2 separate regions of the Mus musculus genome follow, and region 1 is linked to region 2. A link is a loop called in an ENCODE intact Hi-C map of the cell type or tissue named here. Cell type or tissue: gastrocnemius. All regions are shown on one strand. Each heading gives the region's core, and the rest is flanking DNA. Links, peaks and the distances in the headings are about the cores only.

What was found. Peaks named below come from ENCODE experiments on the same cell type or tissue, not always from the same donor. Only the 100,000 strongest peaks of a DNase experiment are listed, where the experiment ranks them.
Region 1: it touches region 2 in a loop (14-fold over the local background); 33 of 42 quality-filtered maps call a loop at or near these places.

What each region holds. Positions count from the first base shown.
Region 1 is chr8:111,434,281-111,442,684 of GRCm38, forward strand. No RefSeq gene overlaps it. Among named protein-coding and RNA genes, the nearest start is that of Gm24793, 20 kb to the left of the region's middle. In gastrocnemius, for the core only: a CTCF peak has its summit at 5,134 (motif pointing left); a DNase peak (open chromatin) is centred at 5,128.
Region 2 is chr8:111,338,454-111,346,857 of GRCm38, forward strand. It overlaps Fa2h (fatty acid 2-hydroxylase), which reads right to left. Exons shown (of 7, transcript NM_178086.3): 7 at 6,685-8,068. The coding sequence ends at 7,989. It also overlaps a transcript of Mlkl not described here. Among named protein-coding and RNA genes, the nearest start is that of Mlkl, 4.5 kb to the left of the region's middle. In gastrocnemius, for the core only: no CTCF peak of the experiment used is centred there; DNase peaks (open chromatin) are centred at 4,979, 7,395 and 7,711; H3K4me3 peaks cover 88 bases; H3K27ac peaks cover 59 bases.

The DNA of each region.
Region 1 (8,404 bases), core at 147-8,146, 96 kb after region 2:
ACTACCAGCCCAGGGATGGCACCACCCACAAGGGGCCCTCCCACCTTGATCACTAATTGAGAAAATGCCCGACAGCTGGATTTCATGGAGGCATTTCCTCAACTGAAGCTCCTTTCTCTGTGATAACTCCAGCTTGTGTCAAGTTGACACAAAACCAGCCAATACACATTTAATATTAGGGGAGTGACATGTACCATATTGAGCTTGCAGAGGTCCAAAGAGGTTTTCTCATCCTATCAGGGAACCCAGGGATCCAACTCAGGTTGTCAGGTTTTCATGGAACGTGCCTTTAACCACTGAGATACCCAGCTAGCTCTGAACTTCTTTTCTTTTCTTTTTGTTTTTAAAGATTTATTTATTTACTTTATGTATATGAGTACACTGTGGCTGTACAGATGGTTGTGAGCCTTCATGTGGTTGTTAGGAATTGAATTTTTAGGACCTCTGCTTGCTCTGGTTAACCCCACTTGCTCCAATCAACTCTACTCGCTCAGTCCCTGCTCTCTCCTTGCCCAAAGATTTATTTACTATTATACATAAGTACACTGTAGTTATCTTCAGATGCGCCAAAAGAGGACGTCGGATCTCCTTACATATGGTTGTGAGCCACCATGTGGTTGCTGGGATTTGAACTCAGGACTTTCAGAAGAGCAGTCAGTGCTCTTACCTGCTGAGCCATCTTGCTAGCCCTGGACTTCTTTTCAAGACCTCGGTTTTGACAGGTGACACAAAGAACACTTTTAGGTTTTTAAGGTCAGAGTTGGCCCAGGCCTGGCCAGGTGGTATCTATCTATGCTCAGAGGAACTGGGCCAGAACCTCCTGAGTTGGGCTATGGAACAGGGTTGTCACTGGTTTGCTGTTCTAGAGATTCAGTGACCCAAAGTCAACCTTGGTTAGATTTATCCTGAAATAAGTCATCCATCTTAGACTTTGGATTTGGAACGGCTCATAAGGACTTGTGTGTTGAAAGCTTGGTCCCTGGCACAGCAGGAGTCAAAGGTCAGGATTTTGTAAGGTGACTGAATCATCTAAATCATGGGGCTCTGGACTCATGGATGGATTAACTCATCAAAGGGATTATAATTTAATGACATCCTTGGGAAATGGTAGAAACTATGGGACTGAACACTCTGAAAGCATAAATCAAGCTAAACCATTTCTCTTTGAAACCATCTATCCAGTGATTTGTCCTAGAGACAGAAAACTAACACAAATTTTAAACCGAGTGCCCTTCTGAGTAGCCCCAGTCTCATGCCGTCCTGTTCCATCTTGCTTGGAACATGAATCATGCCTTGGTCCAGTGTACCCACTGTGAATACCCACTATCTGTTACTCACTCAGGAAGTGTCTCAGGTTTCAGACATCTGTCAAGGCGTAACCCTCATTGTATTTCCTGTCCCCAAAGCACAAGCGAAACGGTGCTGATCATTTGAACGTGCTGAAGAGAAGACATTAAAATGCTTTACGTGAAGGGGATAACTTCTCTTATTTGCATGTGTGTGCTTGTGCGCGGGTGGATATAAGCTCGTGGAGGCCAGAGGAGGATGCTGCCGCCCTCTCCAGACATTCTCCATTAATTCTTTTGAGATGGGGCTCTCTCCTTGAACCTGGGGCTGGAGTCTGAATTTCAATTGAGCTGGAAACCAGCAATCCCCTGTGATCCTCTTGTCTCCCGCCCCCTCAGAACTGGGGTTACAGGAACTTACAGGGATGTAGGATCTGAATTCCAATCCACACAACTGTGAACTAGGATTCCTAACAGCTAATCCATCTGTCCAACACTATATGTTCTTGACAACATGGAAAGAAAAGAATACATTTGTTTACATATATTGAAGGTGATAGACTCAATGTAAAAATGAATCCTTTATTTATGAAGTCATGAAGGTACAGAAATTCATGCCAGTCTCTTTAATTCTTTCAGAAACAAGGGCTTGCTGTGTAACCTTGTGTCGCGCCCGCTCTCGACCAGCAAGAATGACGCGACCACCAGTCCTTCTAACAGCAGTTTATTCAGTCCTGATTCTTCTTGTTTATATCTCCCCCGAACCCTGGGCCTCTCACTCCTTTTATACTCTCTCTCATCCACATACTGCAGGCCACGCCCCCTTGCCAGTCACAAGGCTTCAGCTAATCAGGGCAGCAGGGGCAAATCTCCACCAAATTGGATTCACCTGTATCCTGGTACACCTGCGCAGCACTCAAGATGTTTGTGTCTTATATGAGGAAGTCAGGTGCAAGTCATATGACTTAGCTGCAGTCCCTGGCGCCTTTGGGACTGCCGCCACACCAGCTCCCCACAACCTTGGGTGACTTTGAACTCACATTGGCCCTCTTGCCTCAGCCTCTCAAGTGCTAACATCACAGACAAGCAGCGCCACGCCTGACCTTGTGCCAGCTTTCTTCAGCACCTCAGGATTTACCCAGCTAGCCCAAAGTGGCACTCCCTTGCCAACCATGCTTGGCCTGCATTCAGAATTAGCACCTACATTTGCTCTTTTCTCTTGGTGACTCCTTGGTACGGTCCTGACCTCTGGTCCCCTGTAACTCCCTAAAACAACAAAGACACAAGGTCATTGTGGGTGGCATACTTTTTAAAACATTGACAGGAAAGGGTAAAAATAGGGGAAGGTAGCAGGGAACACTTCAGATTTAATGGAGATGACTGCCTTTCTCCGTCTCCTTCAAATCCATGGCCCTTTCCACACTGACTGATATTGCTTGCATGTATGGATATGCATATACATATTTATTCTTAAATAGAGCCTGCTCCATCCATATTATATTTACATTTCTTTTTATTACTTCTTTCTATAGATTCCCCATGAACAAGAAAGTTCTTCTCATCTTATTAGTCGGGGGGAATGGAGCTTTCGTTTGTTTTGTGTTTTCTGCCTTCTGAGGACATAGCAGCTCCTGAGCATGACACAGGCTGGCTCTCTCCTTCCCTAGACACACATCGTGAGCAAGGCTCCTATTGTGTATTACTTTCCCTGCTGCCAACTGAGAGCAGGATCCTCATAACTTGGCTCTACTACTAGTGGTTTTCACTGTAGAAATATAGAATTAACCAAGTCACTGCTAGTCATTGAAAGCCAAGATTTTCCTCATGTGTCTAAATCTACTTTGAACTGGATATACAGCCGAGGATGACCTTAACTGATCCTCCTGCCTCTGCTTCCGGAGTGCTGGGATTATAGACATGTACCACCGCACCTGGGTTCAGCTACCGCAGCTTTTGTTGTTTTGAAACAAATCTCCTCTGTGTAGCCCTGGCTGTCTTGGAACTCTCGATGTCAACCAGGCTGATCACAGAGATCTGCCTGCTCTGCCTCCCTAGTGTGCCACCACACCCGACTTTCCTGAACCAGCCTTACAAGAGTGCTTTCTGGTGAGTCTGTGCAGAAATGGCCCCTCAGTCTTGCTGTTAAATCATGCTGTGTCATGATGTGACAGAGCGAGAGAAATCAGTCCAAAGGACAGCAAAAACTGCTCCAATCTCAGTTTTGAGAGAATTGCATTACATTAGTTTTTTGTTGTTGTTGTTGTTTTGTTTGTTTTTTTCTGCGTAGGGACCGAGGGGCATGTGTGGAGGTCAGAGGGTAACTTGGACGGGTTGGTTCTCTTCTTCCACTGTGTGGGTCCTGAAGTTTGTCTTGAATCCAGGTAAGCTGCTATCCCACCTCACTGGCCCCAGTCATCCACTATCTCTCTCTCTCCCTCCCTCCCTCCTCCCCTCCTTTTTCTTTCTTTCTTTCTCTTTCTTTCTTTCTTTCTTTCTTTCTTTCTTTCTTTCTTTCTTTCTTTCTTTCTTTCTTTTTCTCTCTTTCTCTCTTTCTCTTTCTTTGTTTATATTTTTGACCCAGGCCTCACCACGGTAGGCCTGTCTGGCTCTGAACTCGAAGTGATTCCTGTGCCTCTGCCCACCAAGTGCTAAGATGACCAGCGTGTGTTAGCATCACTACCCTTATTTTCATCTTCCAGTCCACTCAGGATTCTCCCACCACTTCCTGTCATCTTCGTCGTCTTCTGTGAGCTTGGTGGATGCCCCTAAGCCAATCACCCCGTGACTAAGCTTGAGATAAGATTTGGCCACACTCTGTTTTCTTACTAAACAACCATATTTAAATTGTGTTTCTTGGGCTGGAGAGATGGCTCAGTGGTTAAGAGCACTGACTGCTCTTCCAGAGGTTCTGAGTTCTATTCCTAGCAACCACATGGTGCCTCACAACCATCTGTAATGGGATCTGATGCCCTCTTCTGGTGTATCTGAAGAGAGCAATGCTGTACTCATATACATAAGGAAGCAGGAATAGGTGGGTTGGGGAGCAGGGGGGTTATAGGGGACTTTCGGACAGGAAAATAGGAAATGGGATAGCATTTGAAATGTAAATGAAGAAAATATCTAATAATAAATAAATAAATCGTTAAACTGTGTTTCTCACTTAATTAAATTATGTCACTGACGTAAGGGGCCAATCCCCAGAACCCTCACAGTGGAAGGTAGGAACCAACTCCCAAAGGTTGTCTCCCAACTCACGTGCCATGGTAGCAGCTCTTCCCCACCTAAAGTTTTAGAAATGTAAAATGCAGCTAAAAATGCTAAGTGGTTTAATTTAAACGATAACGGGAGAAGTCGTTCATACCTAACGAAAGGTAGGATTTCCCTTGGCTTTTCTCTGTTGGAAGGGGCCTATATTTCTTCAGTCACTGAATGGACTGGACAAACAGAGAACATCTCACACTTTACTGGATAGGATGAAGACCCAACAAAAAGCCCTGGTCTGTGGTCTTGAGAGAGAGACAAAAGAAAAGGAAGCCTGTGAGCTGAGGCTGCCAGGCATCCACCTCTCTGCCTCCTGACTACAGACACAGTGAGACCAGCAGCCTGAAGTTTCTAGAACCATGACTCCCCACCATGAGGGACTGGACCCTCCAACGGGGAGCCGAAGCAAACCTTCCCTCTTCTGACTATGTTGATCCTGGAAAGAGGACGGTGACTGGAGCACGGACCTTTCGGTTTACAACTGGAGAAGCAGGTTTTGGCCTGTTTGGATAACTCTGGGCTTTTTCTCCTGCTTTCAGATGGAAACGCTCAGATTTGTAGGTGCTCTGCTGCCACCTGCTGTTAAATTTCAGCTTGGAAGCCATGAGAGACAGCTCCGTGGCTAAGAGCCCTTGTTACTCTAGTGGAGGAACTACCTGGGTTCCATTCCCAGTCCCCTCGTGGTGGCTCACGACTGTCTATAGTTCTAGTTCCAAGAGACCCAACACCCTCTTCTGGACTCCAGAGGTGCCAGGCATGTGGCGCAGGTACATGCATGCAGGCAAAAACACTCATGCGCATGAATGTTCAGAAGCCCTGGATCTGGAAGCCGTATGTTGTTACCTGTTTCCAGGATCTCTAACTCCAACCAGCATTTAAACCAGGGATGGCGGCTTATCCTGTAATCCCAGCCAAAAGAACATTAGCTGTTGAGATATTTTCCCTATAAGAAAGAAATCGGTTTATTATGCTGGACACCTAAATATCTTCTTACATTTTCTTCTGTTTCTGATCTCCGTATATTAAGTCTGGGAGGTATACAGATAGATAGCCTTGGGTTCTATCAGTGATTCTCTCTAAATTAAGAAAATACCATTGGCCTGGCCCTGGGGCCTTTAAACCAACGCTCACTCATGGTGGGAGTTCAAAGGGCACTCATAGCTCACACCAGTTCTTACCTCCAAAGAAGAAAAAAACCCAAATAACAACAAAATATAAACAGACAGACAGACAGACAAATAAAAGCTGTTCTGGATAACAAGTCAAAGCAGACAGACAAAAAAAAAGACTCCAAGGGAAGACCTGTTGTTTACACATCACTGTTTCTCTGTGCTTCATATCCAGTCTTAGCTTAACACAGCAAAGCAGAGGGCAGGAACTGGAGGCTGACGGCGATTTATGCTGCTATAGGAGTAAAATTTTTACGAAGGAATAAAAAGCTGCATTTTCCCTCTGCGGTCTGGTGCATGCTGAAGCGTGATGCTCGGTGTCTTCCTCTATTGCTCTCCATTTTGTTACCTTAGGACAGAAATTGTCTCTGAACCAAGAGTGCAAATTTGTCAGGTTTAGCCGTGATCTCCTTAACTCACTGAGTCATGTTGCTGGCTTTTTTTTCCCATTTTTATTAGGTATTTAGCTCATTTACATTTCCAATGCTATACCAAAAGTCCCCCATACCCACCCACCCCCATTGGGAGCATCCTCCATTAGCTGACTGTGAGCATCCACTTCTGTGTTTGCTAGGCCCCGGCATAGTCTCACAAGAGACAGCTACATCTGGGTCCTTTCGATAAAATCTTGCTAGTGTATGCAATGGTGTCAGCGTTTGGATGCTGATTATGGGGTGGATCCCTGGATATGGCAGTCTCTACATGGACCATCCTTTCATCTCAGCTCCAAACTTTGTCTCTGTAACTCCTTCCCAGGGTGTTTTGTTCCCACTTCTAAGGAGGGGCATAGTGTCCACATTTCAGTCTTCATTTTTCTTGAGTTTCATGTGTTTAGGAAATTGTATCTTATATCTTGGGTATCCTAGGTTTTGGGCTAATATCCACTTATCAGTGAGTACATATTGTGTGAGTTCCTTTGTGAATGTGTTACCTCACTCAGGATGATGCCCTCCAGGTCCATCCATTTGGCTAGGAATTTCATAAATTCATTCTTTTTAATAGCTGAGTAGTACTCCATTGTGTAGATGTACCACATTTTCTGTATCCATTCCTCTGTTGAGGGGCATCTGGGTTCTTTCCAGCTTCTGGCTATTATAAATAAGGCTGCTATGAACATAGTGGAGCATGTGTCCTTCTTACCAGTTGGGGCATCTTCTGGATATATGCCCAGGAGAGGTATTGCTGGATCCTCCGGTAGTACTATGTCCAATTTCCTGAGGAACCGCCAGACTGATTTCCAGAGTGGTTGTACAAGCCTGCAATCCCACCAACAATGGAGGAGGTGTTCCTCTTTCTCCACATCCACGCCAGCATCTGCTGTCACCTGAATTTTTGATCTTAGCCATTCTGACTGGTGTGAGGTGGAATCTCAGGGTTGTTTTGATTTGCATTTCCCTGATGATTAAGGATGTTGAACATTTTTTTCAGGTGCTTCTCTGCCATTCGGTATTCCTCAGGTGAGAATTCTTTGTTCAGTTCTGAGCCCCATTTTTTAATGGGGTTATTTGATTTTCTGAAGTCCACCTTCTTGAGTTCTGTATATATGTTGGATATTAGTCCCCTATCTGATTTAGGATAGGTAAAGATCCTTTCCCAATCTGTTGGTGGTCTTTTTGTCTTATTGACGGTGTCTTTTGCCTTGCAGAAACTTTGGAGTTTCATTAGGTCCCATTTGTCAATTCTCGATCTTACAGCACAAGCCATTGCTGTTCTGTTCAGGAATTTTTCCCCTGTGCCCATATCTTCAAGGCTTTTCCCCACTTTCTCCTCTATAAGTTTCAGTGTCTCTGGTTTTATGTGAAGTTCCTTGATCCACTTAGATTTGACCTTAGTACAAGGAGATAAGTATGGATCGATGCGCATTCTTCTACATGATAACAACCAGTTGTGCCAGCACCAATTGTTGAAAATGCTGTCTTTCTTCTACTGGATGGTTTTAGCTCCCTTGTCGAAGATCAAGTGACCATAGGTGTGTGGGTTCATTTCTGGGTCTTCAATTCTATTCCATTGGTCTACTTGTCAGTACCATGCAGTTTTTATCACAATGTCTCAGCATTTCAAACTGACTCAAGTTGCCAATCTGACTCTCTAGAAGTGTGTGCGGGTCATTAGTTTCTGCTGGCTTCTGCCATCCATATTTGGTTCCGAATTCTAGAGTCTGCCTCTTTGGTAGCTTCTTCCCTCCATCTGCTCTAACCACCTGCCTCTCCTCGTCTATGGGTAAGTGTTCTCTCTCTGGCTCCTGGAGCCTGCTGTGTCCTCTGGGGCCCCACTGTGAGGGCAGCTCTCTAGTTCTTTAATTTTTTTTGGAGGGGGGACTTCAAGACAGGGTTTCTCTGTGTAGCCCTGGCTGTTTTGGAACTCACTCCGCAGACCAGGCTGGTCTCGAACCACCTGCCTCTGCCTCTGTGCTGGGATTAAAGGCGTGTCCAGAGGCTCTCTAGTTCTTAAGACACTTGCTCCTCTCCCTTCACTGGGACCCTCCCTGTTCCCTTGTCTCCTCCTCTCAGAAGCTGTCCGATAAGTCCCTCAGCTTCCTTAAGCCCTTCCTGGCCTCTATGGGCCTCTGCAACCTTGTGCCCTGTCTCTCAGCTCCATCCGGGAAGTCTCACAGCTTCCTCATGCCCTCCCAGGCTGCTTTGCCTCTGGGCTCCCACTTGGGGCTTACAGAAACTCCCTCCAGCAGAG
Region 2 (8,404 bases), core at 223-8,222:
AATTAAAAAAAAAAAAAAAGAAAGAAAAAGAAAAAGAAAACGAAAGTGAGGCGGATGTCCTGAGTCATTTTCCTCTCTCGAGGCAAAAGGCCTTGTCCTCTGACTTCAACGTGTGCACTGGCCCTGGCACGCAAACGCATGCATACCACACCGGTAAATACATAAAAATGGAGGTAACCCGTAGAAGTGCTGAGGCGGTTCCTTTAGCTGCTTTGTGTTGAATAATCCTGGGGCAGGGGATGGAGAGTAATGGAGGAAGTTTAAGGGAGTGTGAAGTTACCCAAGTAGGGGTCAGTTCCTTTTTTTCCCCTTCTAAGGTCATCTCCAAACTTTGTTATTTTTCAAGATGAGTTTATTATTTGTCAGTTATACCCCCAGTTAGCTAGTATAAGAAATAACCTTTCATTAGCTAGTTGGTGGTGGCACAGACCTTGAGTCCCAGCACTCAGGATCTCTGTGAGTTCGAGGCCAACCTAGTTTACAAATCCAGTTCCAAGAGCGCTAAAGCTCTACACACACACACACACACACACACACACACACACACACTCAGATATATGTTGAGATATATATCTCAAAAATAAAACTAAAACAAAATTTAAAAAGAGGAAGGAAAGAAAGAAGAAAATGCCGTTGGCTGACTCATGCTATATAGCTGGGAAAGAATAGAAATAAATTGTATGGGGAGACATTTTACTTTGAGGCAACATAGTTCAGGGATGTCTGGGGGGCTTAGTTTACCTGTTTTCTCACTTCTTTTCTTTATTAAAGATTTATTTATTTTATATTATGTGAGTACACTGTCATTGTCTTCAGACATACCAGAAGAGGGCATCAGAACCCATTACAGATGGTTGTGAGCCACCATGTGGTTGCTGGGACTTGAACTCATAACCTGTGGAAGAGCAGTCAGTGCTCTTAACCACTGAGCCATTGCACCTGCTCCATTTTCTCTCTCTCTCTTTTTTTTTTTTTTTTGCCCTTTCTCCCCACAGACATTCCCCACAAGATCTCATGTAGCCCAGGCTGGCATGGAATTCACTGTGTAGCCAAGAGTGTTCTTAGACTGTTGGTCCTCCAGCCTCCCCTCCTTCATCCTGGGATAACAGAAGTGCACCACCACACTTCTTTTCTGTGGTGCTGTGGATTGAACCCAGGATTCTGTGTTTGCTAGGCAAGTTCCCTATCACCGAGCCAGCCCCCTCTTTGTTTTGTGACAATGTCTCTCTAAGTTACCTGAGGAGGTCTTGAACTTTTGTGATCCCTGCTTTCTTAGCCTCCCATGTGGCTGGAATAACAGACTCGGGCCATCAGGCCCACTTTGTAATTGTTCTCCCTTGTCAGTTGTCTTAGGTCTAGAGATTTATGTATGTGCCTGCCTTAGTTAGGGTTTTACTGCTGTGAACAGGCACCATGACCAAGGCAACTGTTATAAAGACATTTAAGTGGGGCTGGCTTACAGGTTCAGAGGTTCAGTCCATTATTATCAAGGCTGGAACATGGCATCATGCAGGCAGGCATGGTGCAGGAGGAAATGAGAGTTCTACATCTTCATCTGAAGGCTGTTAGCAGAGTACTGACTTCCTAGCAGCTAGGACTAGGGTATTATAGCCCACTCCCACTGTGACACACCTACTCCAACAAGGCTACCACTCCTAATAGTGCCACTCCCTGGCCTAAGCATTTACAAACCATCACAGAGATGATATATTGTGAGTCAACTCTCCTGGCAAAGGCAGAGGAGGGAAAATCTGGGAAATGTGTGACTCCAGGGCCAGCGAGATGGCTCAGCAGGTAAAAGTGCATGCCTCTAAGTGAGAGTTCACCTGGGACTCACACAGTGAACGAAAGGAGAGAGAAAAAAATGTCCTGCAAGGTGCCCTCTGACCATACTCTCACCATGGACATATGCTTACACACATGCACAAATTAACGACAAAGAAAGATGTAGTCTTCATAGAAACTTACTAGATTCATGGGGTAGTCAGCCAGATTCCATGGGGGAGAGGTCAGCACTTGAAGTTCTAGGTCAGAAGGCAGCCTCCACTCTGCTCAAGGCCATGGTCAGAAGAAGTGGGTAATTGTGTGAACTCTCACCAGTCAACCATAACAGTAGCAGAACTGGGCTCACTGACCTGCTAGAGCTGGAAGCATCCGGTGTGAAAGCTTTTGTAGTGGATTTACTAGCATCCCACCATCAATGTGCACGAGACCCATTTTCTCTGAATCCTCGCCAGAGCCTTGTTCTCTTGCTGTTGTTTTTTCATTATTAAAAGCTATTTAAATAGTGTGTGGATATCTCAAAGTGACTTTAATTGGCATTTTCTTGTTGACCAATGATGCTAAATATCTTTCATGGGTTCTTTGCCATAAGTAATTGCTTCTTTGATGAATGTCTGTATCTTCTGTTATTTTTTATTGACAAATCTTGAGAGTATATGTATTACAAATTCCTTGTTCAATATTTGGTATCCAAATGGCAAAGGAATAACAACTAAGGACAAACCGGCTGCAACCCGTCTATAAAAATTAACCCCAAAGGATTGTAGATCTAAATGTAAAACAGAACTAATAACAGTTTTAGAAAATGGTGTGAAATAAGCAGAATTAAATATAGAAATCTTTTCTTACTGAGAAAATTCTTGAAACATTTTAAGTGAGTATGATCAGATGGGTGTGTTGTGTGTGTATGTGTGTGTGTGTTTTTGTGTGTATATGTGTGTCTATGTGTGTGGTTGTCTTATGTGTGTGTGTGTGTGTTTATGTGTCTGTGTCTGTGTTCATGTGTGCTCATGTGTTTATGTGTGTATGTATGTGTTTATGTGTGTGTATGCATGTATGTGTGTGTGCACCCTCATGTGTCTGTGTGTTTGTGTGTGCACACTCATGTGTCTGTGTGTATGTGTGGGTGTGTGTGCACACTCACCTAAGCAGGTGTATGTGGAAGCCATAGGGTGACTCCTCTATTGCATCAACATCTTATTTTATTCTAATACTTAAATTACTTCACAGGTGTTTTGCTTGCATATACATGTGTATACCATGTATATGTAGGGCCCCTGGAAGCCAGAAGAGGGTGTCTGGTCCCTTGGGACTGGAGTTACAGATGGTTGTGAAGACTATATGGGTGCTAGGTATTGAATCTGGCTCCTCTATAAGAGCAACTGTTGTAGTCAGGGTGTTTATTGCTGTGGCAAAACATCATGACGAAAGAGCAAGTTGGGAGGAAAGAATTTATTCAGCTTACACTTCCACTTGGCTGTTCATCACCAAAGGAAGTCAGGACAGGAACTCAAACAGGGCAGGAACCTGGAGGCAGGCACTGATGCACAGGCCATGGAGGAGTACTGCTTACTGGCTTGCTTCATGTGGCTTGCTCAGCCTGCTTTCTTATGGAACTCAGGACACCAGCTGAGGGATGGCACCACCATGGGCTGGGCCCTCCCCCATTGATCACTAATTGAGAAACTGCCCTACAGCTGGATCTCATGGGGGCATTTCCTCAACTGAGGCTCCTTCCTCTCTGATGACTCTAGCTTGTGACAAGTTGATACACAAAAGCAGCAAAACTTTTGGAGGCAAACAGCTGGCTTTACTCCCCCATCTGTTGACTCATCCCTTGTCTTGTGTTTTGAGAACAGGGCAAAATAAACACAGGCGTGCACACTGATCCGCCTCCACAGGTGCTGAGTGGAATAGAACATGGATTGGAAGAGCAAGCAGGGCTCAACACATCTCAAAGCCCAGTGTCTGATGTCTCTCTCTGTGTATCTCTTCTGCACAGTGATTCTTTCAGCCCTTCTCTGCTTTCTACTTTTATGTTAACTTGATACAAGCTAGAGTTATCTGAAAGGAGGGAACGTCAATTGAGAAAATGCCTCCATTAGATCCAGCTGTAAGCCATTGTCTTAATTATGATCAGTGGGGGAGGGCCTAGCCCAAAGTGGGTGGTGCCATCGTGGGCTGGTGGTCTTGGGTTCTATAAGAAAGCCGGCTGAACACGCCATGAAGCCAGTAAGCAGGATTCTTCCATGGTGTCTGCATCAGCAAGTATACAGCAGTGTGGAAGTGTAAGCTCAACAAACCCTTTCCTCCTCAAGTTTCTTTAGCCATGGTGTTTCATCAGAGCAATAGAAACTCTTAATGAAAACACCTTTCTTATGGTAGTTCTTCTTGGTGTGTTGCACAGAATTTTAATTTCATTAAATTTTTTTTTAATTTTAAAGATTTCATTTTGTATTTGTGTGAGACATAGCCAGAAACCAAACAGATGGGGCCATTCAACCTTGGACTTTCAGCCTCCAAAACAGTCAGTGACATAAACCTCTTTTCTTAATAAAGTACCGACTCTCAGGCATTTTGTTATAGCTACACAAAATGGACTAAGACAGATGGATGGCAGGGGTGGCTATAAATAAAGACAGGTGATGCCCTCAAAGAGAATCTTAAGCTAATGGGGGAAGGGACTGACTAGTGTATAAAGACTCTGGTGTCTTGTCTTCAAGTAAATGAACCTGGCGTGTTTCTCTGATGCTTCTCAAAGTTAACCCTCCCCCAACCACTGTTTCTTACCTCTCAATCGTGTCCTGTGTCATCTTCACTGTTGTTCTTGTTGGAGGTTTTGTATTCCACAGAGCCTAGGAGAAGCTGGGATCCCCTCTTTTGTGTTAGCTTTCTGTGTGTGTGGGATGAAGATAGGAGCTCCAGCATTTCCCAAGGATTACACTTATTCTGAAATATGCATTATAGATTCAACTCATTCATTGGGCAGAATACCTGTGAGGGAAATTCCAGCCACTGCGGCTGTTTGGAAATCCACACGAGAGTATTCATTTCCTCCCCAAACAGTAGATAAGACAGGGAAGTTAGACCAGAGAACAAGACGGGAAGTTTTAAAACTAATCACACAAGCATGGTTTCTAAACAGGAACTCTGAAGACTGCCCTAACAAGGCGGGGCTGCATGCTGTCACCAGAGGGCAGCAGAGTCCAGGGACCAGAAGGCAAAAACCCAACTGTTCCTAGGCAGATCTGACGGAGACAAGGCTGACTTACTTATACTGGGCTTTGCTACATGTAGCTTATTGTTCTGTGCACAAGGCAAAAGGATACAAAGTACAAAGCAGAGATCAGAGTTCAGAGCTAAAGAAAGAATGCAATAGAACAGAACTGAGGGGTAGTTCCTCCCGCCACCCAAAGACCCAGTGGTCTGGGGAGTGCTAACACCTGGCTGGCGCTAGGTGCTCAGGCAAGAACAATTGCTAGATCAATAAGAGACAATGTGTGTATTTGCTTTGCTCTGATCAGAATTTAATGAGTTCTTTTGAACATGCTTTCTTGAATTTCTGCTGAGGTTGGATAGATTGTTTAAATGCTATTTATTGCCTTTGGCTACCCCCTGTAGCCTGCCTTTGCTATTGGTGGGTTCTTTTTTTCTTCCACCCTTCTCCAACCCATTTCTTCCACTGTTTCAACCTCCTAACACTAGATAGGAGAGAAAAAAAGGATAGATTGGGAAAACCGACATCTTTACTGTTAGAGTACTTTCTGCTGCGTAGGGGTATCAAGTTTTTGGGGGACAAGTTTGCTCTTCAGGATATCTAGTTTCTTCTTGTTCTTGTTTCTTCTTTGCACAAGACTACCTTAAAAAAAAAAGACATCCAGCTCTTGGGGCCCTAGCGTTTATATACTCTCTGAAGAGTCCCCCAAATTCCCAGAGTCACACGATCGCTGAGAACTGTCTGCCACTGTCAAAATGGCGCCCCTGCTACAGCAAGAGGTAACATAGTCAGCTGCTGTGGACAGTCTGAAGTCTGAAGCAGCCCCATGTCCTACACCTGGGACTAAAACAGAAATGTATTATTTTTCTTAAATGCATGTATGTATGTATGTATGTATGTATGTATGTATGTATGTGAGTACACTGTAGCTGTCTTCAGACATCCCAGAAGAGGGCATCAGTTCTCATTACAGATGGTTGTGAGCCACCATGTGGTTGCTGGGATTAGAACTCAGGACCTTAAGAAGAGCAATCAATGCTCTTAACCACAGAGCCATCTCTCTAGCCCCAGAGTGTCTATATTAACTCCACATCACTGTGTTCAGGAAACATCACAGAAGAGGAGGCATAGAGAATGAGGAATGCTGGGAGATGCTGTCTTTTTTATGTTTACATGTTTTATATGTTTATTGTTTTTTTAATTTTTATTTTTACTACTTTTTTTTATATGTTATTGAAATCATGACCTCACAGTAGCTGTGGTCACCTGTGTAAGACCTATCCAAGATCAAGTTAGCCAAAATCCCAGCATAGATGATTGCCGGGCTAGAGTTTATACTGAGGAACTGTGGGCAGTGGGTAGGTATTGAGGGATGGGGGAACTTTTTGGTTTTTCATTGTTTGTTGTTTGAGATGGGATTTCTCTGTGTAGCCCTTGCTGTCCTGGAACTTTGTAGACTAGGCAGGCACTGAACTCAACACATCCACCTGCTTCTGCCTCTGCTGGGATTAAAGGCATATACTATGACCATACCCAGCCTGTCAGCTTTTTATTATCCCATTGTCCAGAAACTGGGTACAACTTGCTCAGAGTGATAACATCTTCCTCCTTCTAGACCAGTCAGTGTCCCTCCTTCCTAGTGATAATGGAGTCCAGTCACCATCAACAAACACCAATGGGTCTTTGCTGGTTTCTTCTCAATGTTTTATTTTTCAAAATATACAATTTATTTACATCTTTATTTCACAAGTGCAGTTTTGTATATTTATCCCAAAAATCTCTAGATAGCTTCACCGTAAACAGTACAAATCATAGACTGGTCACACTGCCTCTCTTTAGTCTTTGCACCCATTGGGTTTTTGATAAGTTTCAAGTAGTAATCGCTTGTGGGTAAGAAAGGAACAAAAAGGAAGGCAAGATGATTTTTTTTTGTCTTTTACATAAGCTCAATACATAGGATTAGAAAGGGCCATCTGACCAGCTACTTCATTTGGGGCCAGATTAAAAATATTTATGTAGCTTATAAATAAGACTCAGGAGCAGTGAGGGCTCTGGTTACAAGGAAGGACAGTCTGGGTGGGAGAGGGTGGGTGATAAGGCACCACATACAAGTCCCTTCTTGGCTTCAGGAGGCACTTCTGGGAGGGTCCTGAGTGGGGCAGGTTTCTACCTGTGCAGATGGAGGCCAAGTATGACCGGGGCTAGGCTGGGGCTCTCACCAACGTAGACTTCTCCAGCCTCTGTTGGGGAGCGGTTTTGTGGTTTGGGCAGGGAGAGAGGAGACAGAGAAAGCCACTGCTGATCCCCAAAGACAAGGGCCAGGGCTCCTGTCAGCCTTGCAGAGGATGCCAGGCACCCTTGTGCTTTCTGCCCAGGCAGACAAGTACTGGATTACTTCCGCAGCTGATAGTACAGCTGGTATCTGGGGTTGGCAGGGCCCATAGTGGCTGTCCTGGGGTCTGGGAATGGCCTGTGGGAGGCATCATGCTGTTTCTTCTTGGAATAGCCCTTCATTTACTTCTGAATCATCAAACTCTCCCAAGAAAGGACAGGAGAATACGATGTGGCCACAGGCCTGCATGCCATGCTTCTGCTGTGACACCGGTCCCTCTGCTGCATGGGGAAGCCCCCAGGGAGCCCAGGGTTCTAAGGCACAGGTGGGGTCAGTTTCCTTCATGCCCCTTGGGGCCAATGTCTGGACCCTGAAACAGCACTGAGGGCTGAAGCTTAGGCAGGAATGCCAACGGGGAGGCCATCATTCTCTGGGAATGAGCCAGTCCCCAAGGGCCACGGCTATCAAGAGGATGCTATCCTCACACAGGAAGCCGGAAGGGAAGCCCTGCTTTCAGGTCTCCACCAGGCCCCAGGGCTAGACAGAGCCCGTCATGCCTGGCCAAGCTGACCTCAGCAGGTCTAGGTGGAGGTGGGGGGTAGGACATGGGTGGGGTCTGGGGATAGACCGAGGGCAGAACAGAGGGTCTAGGGGTTGTCACTGCATCTTCGGGTGGGCTTCCTCTGGAATGAGGGTGTGGAAAAAGTAATCCCACAGTTTAGTGCTGATGCCAAACCCTGCAGAGGGAGACAAACGGGATAGAGGATGAGGTGCTGGTCGAAGAGAAGAAAGACATTTACCTGGGGAAGGCGAGCTAGGAAAGAACCAGCAGCCAGGGACCAAGGACCAAATACCTACCTGTGTTTGTCCTGTTTCTGGGTTGGCCTGGCCCTACCTGTGTTCCCAGGTTTCCCCCCTCCAGCTTCCCTCTCTTCCTTGCTGGGACAACTCCATCCCTATCCCAGGGAGTTGTTCCTGGAATTCCAGCTTCCCAGACATCAGACACTACCTTCTTTTCATTTGGGCTCGGCTCCAGTGACTGCTGCGGAGACCTGTTTCTTGAATTACATTAT